Linked DNA regions of Homo sapiens: region 1 is linked to region 2. The links are chromatin contacts, found by Hi-C in ENCODE. All regions are on one chromosome and are shown on one strand. Each heading gives the region's core, a stretch centred on a gene start or an enhancer-like site at or near the end of the contact. The rest is flanking DNA. Distances are from core to core; before and after follow the strand shown.

Evidence for each region. A loop is a pair of places that touch in the nucleus more often than their neighbours do.
Region 1: a map of HepG2 shows a loop between it and region 2 (2.3-fold over the local background). The contact joins the enhancer-like site here to the promoter of LINC01376 in region 2. A Hi-C loop is called at or near these places in 1 of 168 maps with a recorded cell type or tissue (HepG2).

The regions. Positions count from the first base shown.
Region 1 is chr2:19,119,072-19,122,778 of GRCh38, reverse strand. No RefSeq gene overlaps it. Among named protein-coding and RNA genes, the nearest start is that of LINC01376, 94 kb to the right of the region's middle. Within about 2 kb of position 1,303, at least 5 of the 41 ENCODE cell types and tissues checked have a DNase peak (open chromatin) inside an H3K27ac peak, as active enhancers do.
Region 2 is chr2:19,025,141-19,028,467 of GRCh38, reverse strand. It overlaps LINC01376 (long intergenic non-protein coding RNA 1376), which reads left to right and starts at 1,497. Exons shown (of 4, transcript NR_135287.1): 1 at 1,497-1,827. All of the region lies in intron 5 of LOC105373456 (a long non-coding RNA gene), which reads right to left.

The sequences.
Region 1 (3,707 bases), core at 54-2,553, 95 kb before region 2:
CTCTTTTCTTTATAAATTATCCAGTCTCAGGTATTTCTTTAGAGCAATGCGGGAACAGACAAGTACATTTCCCCAGCCGGGTCTTCTAATGTATCACCACTTCTTGAGAACCTTGTGAAAAGGATTCAACAGTCAAGTGGGCTTAGAAAAAGCTGCATCTTATTTCTTTTGGAAATTTACAACACACCCTGAGAAGTCATATAGGACCAAACCCATCTAAATTTATCTCACAATGTTTTGAATATTGTTGCATGGAAACTTTCCCCTGCTGAATACCTGTTAATATATCATTTAATGAATGTTCAGCAGCTCTCATTTTGTGAAACCCCACATTTTGTGAAACCCTTCTCAGGGCTTCTTAGTGAGGTCAGTTTCTTTGCAGTGCTTTCTGAATGCTGCACGACTTACCATTTATGAAACAAGTGTCACAGATTAACCTCAGTTAATCCTCAAAGCAACTTTGAGGTAGGTACTAGTCATTCAATCACTAATTAATTAAATAATTCATATTTATTAGTTATCTACTATGGGCATGGCACCCAGGACAAGTTTGCTATTATCCCCATTTTATAGATGGAAAAACTGAGGCACAGAAAAGTTAAATAATCTATCCAGAGTGACATGATCTGCAGATGACAGAGCCAGAAACAAATTTCAGCTTCTTTGATTCCCCATCTTCTGTTGTTTTCGCTTTTCTGACTGCAGATAAGTCTGTAACTGTCAGCTTGCCCCAGTATCACTCTAGAAGTTCAGGAGAGGGGTCTTTGCTATAAGCCGAATCTAGATTCCTGCTCTGTCTCATCTTCCCCTGATGTTGTCTCTGCTTTCAGCTCTGAGGGTCTGCAGAGACTCAGAGCCCCGGCCACCTTTGTAGTTCCATACTCTGAAGACAGAGAGCAAGACAGAGGCCTTTGAATTCCTCTGCACTTGGCTGCTTCCTAGAAGAGACTCTCCCAGACACAAAGCTTTGGGACAATCATTCTAAAGGGTGCCCAGGCATGGTGGGCAAGGGTGGGAGGCCTTTGGACCTTGGAGTTTCCTGTGCTGTGGTCTAAGACCTGTTCAGTCAAGTCGAATTGTACCGGAATTGTGGAGTTTGTGTAGCGAGCCCACAGCCAGCTGTTTATTATTTTAAGAACTCTTGGTTGCTGCTCTTAGATATGGGGGTGGAGGGGGGCAAGCCTACTGTGCAGGGCGGCTGCCACATTCTTCTGGGAATGACAATGTTCCTCTGTGTGCTCTGCAGTGACCCCTCGGGCAGAGCTACTGCATTCCAGAACCCTATGCAGCCAGATGAACAGAAACTATTTTATCTCCTCAGTTATTGAAACAGAGTTGAAGATCTAGCAGTTGGACTTCTTTCCCTCATGTAGCCTTTATATAGGGAAGACCCCACTGGGGACTTGGGATTGTGACACTCATGGCTGTATCAGAGTAATAGGTCTGCATGCTCACACTATGCTCTGTGAAGCTCCCTCTTCTTTTCCTCACCTTTCAAAATGTGTCCCTGCTGGGTGCCCTGCAGTATGAATGTCTCAGTGTCCCACTGAAACATCTGTTATTACCCAATCGGGCTCAACACCCCTTCCAGCCATGTCCCAAGACGCTAGCGCTGAGTACTTTCAATGAAACAGAGCAATGTCCTCGAGCTGTAAATGCCTCCCAAAGACAATCGGACAGAACTTCATTGTTTTGGGGAAGAAGGCGCCTCACATAGTGGTCACATTGTGGTTACCAGGGCCTGATGATTAATCCACAGAGAGGATGTGCAGGAGAGAAGAGCTGGCATCATTCCTGTAGACGGAGATTCTTGAAAATTTCATGTCTCCAACTGAACATGTACATCAGAAACACAAGATTCCCATTGTAACAGTTTCTTTGGTGACCTTATTTTTCCATTTGTCAGTTGGCATATATGTAAGTACCTTTTGTCTCTGCCCAGGGATACTGTGTTCCTGAAGTATAAATGTTTTTACTCTTCAAAAATTTACATTGTGCTGACTACAATTATACTTCTAAAGATGCACACATATTGTGCTTTCTAAAATTTCTAAATCAGAAATGAAATATTGGGCAAATGGTGCATGTAGAAATTAACATATTCAGATACTGATCAATATGTATATATTTAGTACAAATATTAAATTCTTTTTAAAATCAAGTTTTCAAAAGCTCTGTGCCCAGATCTTTTGGGGTTACTCTAGGGGTTTCAAGCACTATCTGCCATGATTCTGTCCTCCACGATTCTGTCCTCCACATGATCACCACCGAGTGAAGAGGACTCATAAAGTGAGACAAACACTATACTCATAGGCAAACGCTGTATGAGAGGAGCTGAAACAGAAGAATACAATGATATCTGGTGGATGACAATTCGCTGCTCTGACAATACTGGTACTGGACCTTAGACAACTTCTTTGAGTTTCTGTTCCCTCTTCCAGATAAGTTTGCTCTGAAGAATAAATCATGAGATGTATGTATAACACGCTCTTTCTCAACCAGCCTGATGGAATAGCTGGTTAATAAACATTTGTTTTAGGATGGCATTGTGATTTTGGACTCCTATGAAATATTTTCAAACATAATCTTAGTAACTGTGCCCCTCAGGCCTCTTCGGAACAGCAGTAGCTGCCAGGTGGGCAATGGCAATGGGGATGAAGGTGGGGCTGGTGCAAGAGTCATTAGGAATTTGGTCATTGGTTGGATATCAGATTAGGGAGATGTGTCTCAGAGAGTTTGTGTTTCTACAGTGGACAGCTGGGCATCTAATCCAGCTCCTCCAATATCCCAATTAAATGTATGCTTCAGCTTTTGGGGAAACCCAGCCCAGAGTGCACTGCCTTCAGGTCTGTGTTCAGAAGCAAGCCTTCTGTCAAGGCGGAGTGGGATGAGCTGTTGCTTATTTTTATAACCTAACATCACACCAGACAGGGCTCAAGGCTCAGAAGACAAAGCAGAGAAAGTTGTGTCTCTTTGAATGTTGTGTCTCTTTGTTTTGAGCTCAAGGCCTTTTAATGCCATCAAATGTCTCCTTGTTCCCTTGTTGTGCAACAGGGCATGCAGCTCTGAATGGGACCTTTTATAATTGGAAATTCCATCACCGTTCCAGTTGCCCCTGATTCTCTTCCCTGCCAAGCAACATCCTCCAAGACTTTGAAGTTGCATGTTTGAAGGAAGCATAGCCCACCCACACCTCCCCACCCATGTTCCTGTCCACAGTGTCAGCTCAGACTCTGCAATAGAAGGGGGACCAGCTTCTGGCTGCCACATTTCAGGAGCTGGAGTCAGGGGGCCTGTGCTGTCCCATGATCCAGTGCTCCCTGTGCCTGGAACTGCCAAGGACAGTGCATTCAGAAGTTTCATCTGCAAGGAGGGGCCGGGCTTATCCTAAAGGGAATCCCTCCATGTCTCTGCTGGGTCCCAGTTTTAGAGAGGGCATTTCTGGGAGAGGCCAGCCTTATATACTGCAGACCCAAGTCCGTCCCAGGTCCTGCCCCAAGCATACAGTGTCTGCTTCACATGCAGCCCCTGCTTTTCTCATTTGTATGTGACCAGATTTCTGAAAAAATATCCATAGATGTTTTTCTGACACTTACAGAGCCATTGGACTAGAAATGCATCCAAACACAGTAATAGCTTTGTACCTAAGCAGGAGAGGAGGAAAGCACAACATTTATTAAGCACATACAATGTCAGTGGTTGATATT
Region 2 (3,327 bases), core at 248-2,747:
CCACTAATGCTAGGTGTCCAGGTAGATATCAACAGGAGGTAAAGGAGTATAGTGCTTGACCCATAATAAATATTCAATATATGTTATTTGCTGATAAGGTGATTGCAGATGTACTATTTTTTTTTTTAATTTTTGAGGACCTACCAGATGTCAGATACTATGCATAAAATCCCCTGTTAATTCTCACATCGCAACAAAGCAGGCAATATTACTCCTATTTTGCCAGTAGGAAAACTGAGGCTCAGAGAGGTTACAAAACTTAATTTTAAAAGTCATGTATCTCATACATGGTGGAGTTAGGCTTAAGATTTAGCTGTGTTTGATTTCAAATTCTGTCTTCGTTCCACCATGCTGCTGTTGTTTCTTCTCTAGCAGTTCTCAGAGCCTCAAGAGAAGGCTTTTCCCTCTAGGAGTGTACTGCATTTGCTCCTTCTGGCCTGGAGACCTGCCCCTTTAATAGGTAACCTGGATGAAAGACCCCAGAGCGACCTCCCCACAGTTACACCTCCTAGTTCCTTTCTGGTTCTCACATGGGCAGGCACTGATAAATCAGCTCACGGTACACAGGCTCAGTTTGAATTTCAACAACATTTTCTAAAAACAGTAACCAGATGCAATTCAAATCACATTTTGTCCACATAAGGAATCCATTCCAAGAAAAGTCAGAGGATGCGTCTCAGTCAGATGAGTGGCTTCTAATCTTCCCTGGCCTTGTTTTAGAACTCCAAGAAGAAATAATATCCAGATTAATTTTAGAGTTCAGTCATTGAATTTGGTCTCAGGAAAATTGCATATATAATTTAGTCTTATAACGATAACCCCGAGATCAAAGATCACTCAAGGGTAGTGATCCCTCTAGACACCTGTCACACTCAAAACAATTTCCTCTTTTCAGTTTAAAGAACTATTTCAGACTTTGTTTTCTCACAGGCTACTTTGAAGAAACAGGCCACCATCCTGGGAGTAAAACAGAGTTCTTCACGAATTACATCATTTATTTTTCAACAAATATTAACTTAATTTGGTTTAGTTTAATAAGAGCGCATGATCACAGATTTGATAACCAAATGGATTCCTTGACATAAACTTCAGTCCTGGTTTAGCTCTCTTCCAGGAAGAAAAACAAAGTCTCTCAAAGGTAATTGGTATATCACTCTTCCAAAGTGGGAAAAAAAAGAAAGGGTAGGCTTTCAATTTTCTTAAACATAAAACTCAAAATCCACATATAATAATAAACAAATGGTTTAAGGCATTTTATGTCATAAATGTCCTGCCATTATTTAGTTATGAATTTTCAGGTTCAGGAATTATGCTAAAACCCAAGAGTCATTATGGAATGTCTGCATATTTGATTTCCAAAGCTCCAGATAGGTTTTAATGTGTTCAATATTATACCACTGTACTCCCCAAACTATTTCTGTATCCTCAGAGACATGTCCTAATAGCAGGCCTCTGTGTCTTCTGCTTAGTGAAAAGTGTGAATAATAGCTCCAAAAAGAATATATATGTAATATATAGCTTTTTTTTTTTTTTTTACTTTAACATATGTTCCCACATAGCCAAATGATTCAACTCAGTACAGTTAACAACTTAGAAAGGGATTCATTGAATTTTCCAGGTCTCTTCATGGCCAGAGTTGCTTTGTAAGGAGACCCTAAATGTGGAATAATCAACATGTTAAAGTAATCTAGATGTTTATGATTTGATAACTCTTTAGTGCATTGTTTAACAACATGTTTTCAATTTACTTTCCTTCAAATAGCTCCAAATAACCCCGTGATTTTGGATGATTGATTATGGGAATGCTGCTTTCACTGTACATCCAAGGTAATTTTAAAATTACATCTTCTTTTCATTGTTAAGGGGTAAAATCATTTGCAGGTCTTGACATGATTTATCAGAGATAGAGGGACAAAGGGTCAGTCCTGGTCTCACTCTATTAGGACATTATTATGTGATCCCAGAAGGAAAGCATGCAGCTCTGTGGAAGCTGGGTTCTAGTTCCAACATGTCAATAATCAGTTCTGTGGCCCTAGAAAAGTCATCAACTTCCCCGGCCTCACTTTCCTTCCATTTGGAAACCAACAAAACAATTCAAATCAACACTTCTTCCCTAGAGATTGTGATTCATTGTAAGTGGAGATGGGCCCAGAAATCTGTATTTTCTGCTTAAGAACCTGTTGTTTATAACCAGATCGTTTGGAAAATACTAGATTAAATAGCTTCTAAGTCCAAGTCTAAAATTGTACAACTCTAGAACCAAGATTTTCTGTTCTCCAGACATTTTTTCTTTCAATATAACTATTCAATTTTGTAAAATTATTTATCCATCTTAATGACAATCTTACTTCACAGTGACTGATGCCTGTTTCTCTCAGACACTGTGCTCATGCTTGTATGGAAATAACCTGTTTAATCCTACTAAGAACTTCACACTCTCAGTATGTTAGTATGATTATTAATCCTAGACGCTGCAACAGACAAATTCCCCAATCTCAGGGGCTTAACAAAGTAAAGATGTATTTCCTGCATATGTAAAATCCTCCTTCACCTTGTAACTATACTGTCTCAAACACATGTTCTTTATGGGAAGAGAAAGACGGGGACGCTCTGAATGATACCTATCTTGACACTTCTGTTCACAGTTCATTGGTTAAAATATCATATAACCTGACGTAATTGAAAGGCAGGGAAATATAAAGGAACATATACACATCTGGTAAGCAAAATCATCCACAGTAGAGAAGCTAGATTTCACAGTTTAAGAAACTGCAGCTCAGGAAGGCCAATTAAGAGTAGGGTGGGACCGGCCGGGAGCGGTGGCTCACACCTGTAATTCCAGAACTTTGGGAGGCCGAGGCAGGCGGATCAGGAGGTCAGGAGATCAAGACCAACCTGGCTAACACAGTGAAACCCCGTCTCTACTAAAAATAGAAAAAATTAGCTGGGCATGGTGGCAGGCACCTGTAGTCCCAGCTACTTAGGAGACTGAGGCAGAAGAATGGCATGAACCCAGGAGGCAGAGCTTGCAGTGAGCCAAGATTGTGCCACTGCACTCCAGCCTGGGCGACAGAGTGAGTGAGACTCAGTCTCAAAAACAAAACAAACAAACAAACAAAAAAGAGTAGGGTGGGACCATACTTGAATGTCACCTGGCATTTCATACAAAAAAAGAAGGCAGAGTTTCCAAGAATAGAATGTATATTTTTCCTTAGAGAGAAGATTTATTTTTCAAATACATAACTAGAGAAATGATATTGTTAAAGTTGTCCTTGCTACTGTGTCTTTGCATGCTAAAATCAAAAGACATCTTTCTCCTTCAAGCCG